2 separate regions of the Homo sapiens genome follow, and region 1 is linked to region 2. Evidence: chromatin loops called from intact Hi-C (ENCODE). Cell type or tissue: heart left ventricle. All regions are shown on one strand. Links, peaks and the distances in the headings refer to the core of each region. The heading gives the core; the rest is flanking DNA. Region 1 overlaps TRPV1 (transient receptor potential cation channel subfamily V member 1). Region 2 overlaps TRPV3 (transient receptor potential cation channel subfamily V member 3).

The links. Peaks named below come from ENCODE experiments on the same cell type or tissue, not always from the same donor. Only the 100,000 strongest peaks of a DNase experiment are listed, where the experiment ranks them.
Region 1: a loop joins it to region 2, with 10 times the contacts of the local background. A loop is called at or near these places in 2 of 110 quality-filtered maps.

What each region holds. Positions count from the first base shown.
Region 1 is chr17:3,583,383-3,586,283 of GRCh38, forward strand. TRPV1 (transient receptor potential cation channel subfamily V member 1) reads right to left here. Exons shown (of 17, transcript NM_080704.4): 9 at 2,386-2,544; 10 at 1-48. Among named protein-coding and RNA genes, the nearest start is that of TRPV1, 25 kb to the right of the region's middle. In heart left ventricle, for the core only: no CTCF peak of the experiment used is centred there; no DNase peak of the experiment used is centred there.
Region 2 is chr17:3,528,656-3,531,556 of GRCh38, forward strand. TRPV3 (transient receptor potential cation channel subfamily V member 3) reads right to left here. Exons shown (of 18, transcript NM_145068.4): 9 at 1,372-1,548; 10 at 182-340. Among named protein-coding and RNA genes, the nearest start is that of TRPV3, 28 kb to the right of the region's middle. In heart left ventricle, for the core only: no CTCF peak of the experiment used is centred there; DNase peaks (open chromatin) are centred at 1,366 and 1,686; H3K27ac peaks cover 1,715 bases.

The DNA.
Region 1 (2,901 bases), core at 229-2,728, 55 kb after region 2:
TCCAGTAACTCGGAAATAGTCTCCAGTTTTTTCCATCTTAAAGGGAGGCTGTGAGATGCAGAGAAGTTGGTAACTCCATTTACTCATTCGTTCATTCAACAAACATGGACCAGGTCCATGAAGCCATAGTCCCTGCCCAGGAGGCACAGCCTCCATCAGGGGAAGGACACACAAAGACAGTGTGTTATTAGGGGAGCGCCCGCAAGGAGGCCCCTCTGTGGGCCTGATTCCCCAAAGTGGCAGCCTGCAGGTGCCAAGCGGAGCATCTTACAATGCTGTGCCGCCTCCCAAGCAATGTCCCGGCAGGCCCAGAGCTCCTCCTGGCTGGGAGCAGAGTGATGGACAGCAGGGTGATGGAGAGGTGGAAGCACTCTCATGGACCCCACGCCATACACATCCCGCTGCCACCCCAGCCCATGGCCAGTCTCCCACGAGTGTCAGGGACTCCCACTGACCATGGAGGGAGAGACTGTGCCACACACACTTGTGGGTGTCACCCTTGTATTTCAGTGGCCATTTCCTGGAGTGGGTCACCATCCACATTTCCTAAGCACTAGTTCATCAGCTTGCCTTACCAGCACATTTTTCTCTTAAAAAGAAGTCACTGGCCGGGTGCAGTGGCTCACGCCTGTAATCCCAGCACTTTGGGAGGCCGAGGCGGGCGGATCACCTGAGGTCGAGAGTTCGAGACCAGCCTGACCAACATGGAGAAACCCCATCTCTACTAAAAATACAAAATTAGCCAGGCGTGGTAGCTCATGGCTGTAATCCCAGCTACTTGGGAGACAGAAGAATCACTTGAACCCCGGAGCCAGAGGTTGCGGTGAGCCAAGGTGGCGCCACTGCACTCCAGCCTGGGCAACAGAGCGAGACTCTGTCTCAAAAAACAAAAAACAAAAAACAAAAAAAAAGAGGGAGGCTGAGGCAGGAGAATGGCGTGAACCCAGGAGGCAGAGCTTGCAGTGAGCTGAGATCACACCACTGCACTCCAGCCTGGAAAACAGAGAGAGACTCTGTCTCAAAAAAAAAAAAAATAAAATAAAAAAAAAAGGAAGTCATTATGTGGCCTTAATAGGTGGACAGAAATCGGGTTTCATGCAATTATGAAGTTGAGTTTTTAAAGTAAATGTGCAGCCGGGCACGGTGGCTCACACCTGTAATCCAAGCACTTTGGGAGGCCGAGGCAGGCGATCACTTGAGGTCAGGAGTTCAAGACTAGCCTGGCCAATACGGTGAAATCCCATCTCTACTAAAAATATAAAAATAAGCTTGGCATGTTGGTGGGTGCCTGTAGTCCCAGCTATTCGGGAGGCCGAGGCAGAAGAGTCACTTGAACCCGGGAGGTGGAGGTTGCAGTGAGCAGAGATTGCGCCACTGCACTCCAGCCTGGGTGATAGAGCGAGACTCCATCTCAAAAAAACAAAAATTAAGTAAGTAAGTAAACTTGTAAAGTGCCCTGGAAACAAAAGCAGCAAATTAAGTGTCCTGGGTATCAGACACGAAGGACTAAGTCCAGAAGTTTGATGAAGTCTTGGCTCTTGGCAGAGGAAAAAGGCTGGTCTTAGGCTGATTTGATGGATGGCCCAGGGCCTGGCACAGAGCTGCTCAAAAGTCTAAATCCAGGGAATGAATAATGAGCAAGTGAGTGAATGAAAGAGGGCAGGCAAGCAGGATGATGGTGGGCTCTGGGCTTAGACACCAGCCCACATCCCTGGGGACCCCCAGGCCAGGGGTGAGCCCTGTCCCGAGCCCAAATTCCTGCGTGATTTTTCTTTTTTTTTTTTTGAGACAGAGTTTCACTCTTGTTGACCAGCCTGGAGTGCAGTGGTGCCATCTCAGCTCATCACAACCTCTGCCTCCAAGGTTTAAGCGATTCTCCTGTCTCAGCCTCCCTGAGTAGCTGGGATTACAGGCAGGCTCCACCACACCCAGTTAATTTGGTGTTTTTAGTAGAGACGGGGTTTCACCATGTTGGTCAGGCTGGTCTCAAACTCCAGACCTCAGGTGATCTGCCCACCTCAGCCTCCCAAAGTGCTGGGATTACAGGCATGAGCCACCATGCCCGGCCCCTGCATGCTTTCTAACCGAGTACACCCCGTCTACAATCAGGGACCTGAGTCACCACACACTCAGCCCCACAGGACCTCAAGGTTAAAGGAGAGGAACTGAGAAGCGGGAAGGGGGCGGGTCTCCTGTACAGCCTGAGGCAGGGGAGATGGGCGCAGGGATACGAGGTTCTCCACGTTCTCCATCCATCGCTCCCGCAAGCTGGGAAGGAGTCCAGGGCAGAGCCTGGGCCTGGGGTCGGGGAGGTCTCCCGAAATGTCCACACCCCTTCCCCACCACCCACACCCTCGCCCACGAGGCCTGAGCCTCTGGCCGCACCAAGCCATCCACGGGCCTGTAGTAGGCAGCCATGGTGAAGATGATCATGTACAGGCAGTAGACCAGGAAGTTGAAGTAGAAGATGCGCTTGACGAATCTGTCCCACTTGTCCTGCAGGAGTCGGTTCAGCGGCTCCACCAAGAGCATGTCGTGGCGATTCTAGGGGGTGGGGAGAGAAGTGAGGTTCCCTCCTGCAGCAGGAACTCCTCGCACGCCCACACCAGCCCGTGGTGCCCCTCACAGCCATGTGGCCCGCACAGTCCTCAGCCCACGGAGCAGGTGAGATGGGAGGTCTGAGCCAGCCGGCAGCCATAGCCTGGGGCTGGTCCCAGCACTGCCGCGGCTCACGGAGGGACCTGCCCTCTTGGCCTCAGTGTCCCCAGAGGTGCAGTGAATGGGGTGAAACTGGACAAGCTCTTAAGTGCTCACTTAATGGCCCACCGCACTGCCCGTTGTGTCTAATAACTCCCTCCCGAGAGCCCACAGTAATGGGAAGTAGTTGGCTTAGGCAGAGCC
Region 2 (2,901 bases), core at 209-2,708:
CTTAGCCCAGGCTAAGCACTGAAGACATATTCAGTTCCCTGGGAAGCGTGAAGGACAACTGGGGGACCCCGCCCAATCTCCTGGTCTCTCTGGGCCTCAGTTTTCCCACCTGCACGTGGGGCAGCTCCAAGCCCCTCCAGCTCTGACGGCCCCATTTTCCCCCTCCAAGGGGCCCACGTACCTCCTCCTCCCGGGGGCGGTAGTACGAGACGAGGGTCAGGGTGATGTTGTAGAAGAAATAAAAGCAGAAGGACAGAAAGAACATGTGCTTGGCAAACTTCTTCCACTTCATATGCAGCAGCGTGTGCAGCGGCTCCAGGGTCAGCATCTCATGCCGGTTCTAGGGGTAGAATGCCACCAGTCACCATGGAGATGAGGGAGAGAGGGAGGGACCGTTTTCTAAAGGCCTGCGGGAGCTCTGAGTCAGTGCTGCAGAAGGGGCCCATCATTATGCCCGATGGACTGGTCTGGTTGGAAATGCTGGGAGGGTGATTTCCGGCTCCTGAGGCTCCTCCCCAGGGTACTAGGGCAGCAGTCAGAGGCCGCAGGAGCCCGGGCTTGCAGCAGGAGGACCCGATGCACAGCAGAAAGTGGAGGATAGAAGCGGGCAGGAGGTGGTGGCAGGGGTTCCAGCCCCAGTTTGCTCCTCCTTTGCTGTGTGACTTTAGGACAGACCCTGACCCTCTCTGGGCCTCAGACTCCTCACCTATAAAACTGCTAACAATCCCTGCCCTACCAACCAGGCTGCTGTGAGGGTCTGGGAAGACCCAAGGCAAGGGGACTCTGGGAAGCATGACTCTTAGTAAAGTATGAAGGAGGAAGACCCAGCCTGCTGCCTCACTGCCCCCAAGAGCTGAACACCTCTCATAGCTGCTCCTCTCTTCACCTCCAGTTGCACCGAACTCTCCCCTCTAGCCTCCTCCAGGAAGGCCCCCCGATTGCTCCTCAGTGCACTCTCTGACCCTCATTTGGGACCAGGTTTTGGGGAAGAAAGAATTCTAAGCCTGGCCGTATACACCAACGGGGGGTGGGAGAGAAACAATATGGAAAGGATCAACCCCAATCACCCCATCACCCACACCCACACCCAAACAGCCCTGGATACTCGGTCCAGAAGACCTCCCGCCCACCGCCCCCGCCACCACCACTCAGGTCTACAGTCCAAGGTCAATCAGGAAGAGTCGGGCCCAGCATCTGTCCCAGGCCTCGCCTTTTCTGTGCCTGACTCTGCTCACTGAGGCAACAGAGTGGGGTATGCAGATGCCGAGGGATGGAGCTGGCAGCACTGGGTCTTCCCAGCGTCCTCTCAGCCCCTGGCCTGAGGTCCAGCCCTCTTCTCCCTGCCCTTCCCCGCCTGTGCAGGAGACCCACGTCGATGTTGGTGTTGTAGACAGTGATTTCCAGCACTGAGTTGTCCGTGGTGGTGTCCACGTTGGTGAGGTCGTAGAGGGAGGATGACACGGGTCCGTACGCCCAGTCGGTGAACTTCCTGGACAGGCTCCGGAGCCGCTTCTCCTTGATCTCACGACTGAGGATGTACTTCAGGATCTGGGACAGGAGGAGGAACAACCATCAGCTGCAGAACAGGGGCTTAAGGCCAACAGGGCTGGACCAGCCAGAGGCTGGCTGGGCCCAGGGGATACACCCGCCCAGAATGGGTGGAGACCTGCCTCTGCGCCTGGCGCCATGGCCCCTGGGCCCCGTCTTTATCTGTGGAATGCGCACAAAGCTTGCTGTTCCGCCCATCTCACTGGGGGTTGTGAATACCAGGGACAAAGGGTGTGAAGGTTCTTCGCAGGCTGCAGCAAGCTGCACAATCAGCTTGAAATGCCTCACGCCAGCTGGGGACCCGGTTCGGTGAAAAATCCAGGCACTGATGATTTTTTAGAAACAGTTTCCATTTGCTCTGGACTTGAGAAGAAGCCAGAAGTGTTCTCAGCGTCCCCAGCCCACCCTAAGCCAAGACTCCTCCAGCTGTGGCTCACCACTCTGGCCAGGCAGGTGGTGACGAGAGACACCACGCCCTACAGGGAGGCCCGTGGGACTTCGGTAGGCCAGTGATCCTCAAACTCTGCTGCATGTTAGGGCTGCTGGGAAACTTAGAAATTCCCACAGCATGGCCAGGTGCAGTAGCTCACGCCTGTAATCCCAGCACTTTGGGAGGCCGAGGCGGGTGGATCATTTGAGGTCAGGAGTTCGAGACCAGCCTGGCCAACATGGTGGAATCCTGTCTCTACTAAAAATACAAAAATTAGCTGGGTGTGGTGGCAGGCGCCTGTAACCCCAGCTACTCAGGAGGCTGAGGCAGGAGAGTCGCTTGAACCTGGGAGGTGGAGGTTGCCGTGAGCCATGATTGCGCCACTGCACTCCAGCCTGGGCAATGAAGTGAGACTCTAGTCTCAAAAAAAACAAAACAAAACAAACAAACAAAAAAACCAAAAATTCCCACAGCATCAACTGATGAAATCGAAATATCCAGGGTGGGACCCAGGAGTCTGTATTTGTGAAGCTTCCTGGTTGGCTCCAAAGTGCAGGCTGGACACAGAGCTGCTGTCTCTGGCTTCCTACTTCCAAAAAGCTGAGCCCTGGGTTACCCCAGGATGAGACATGGACTTCCTAGGACACCAACTCAAGACCCAAGAGGAAGGGACTGTTGGGAAGGACAGTGTCAGAGACCTGGCCTCACAAGACCCACTGGGTTCCCATCCCATCTGTCATGAGAGCCCAGGCAGAGAGCTTCTAGGGATAAGGCCAGGTCTCTCCGCCCCGCACCCCAGCCTATAAAAGCCCCAGGACGGTGGCCAAGCTGGGCAGCATCCAGAAAAGTTTTCTGGAGGACACGGAACAGAGGAGGGAAGCGGGAGACAGGTGCCTCCCCCGGGCCGGCCACAGCGGGCACAC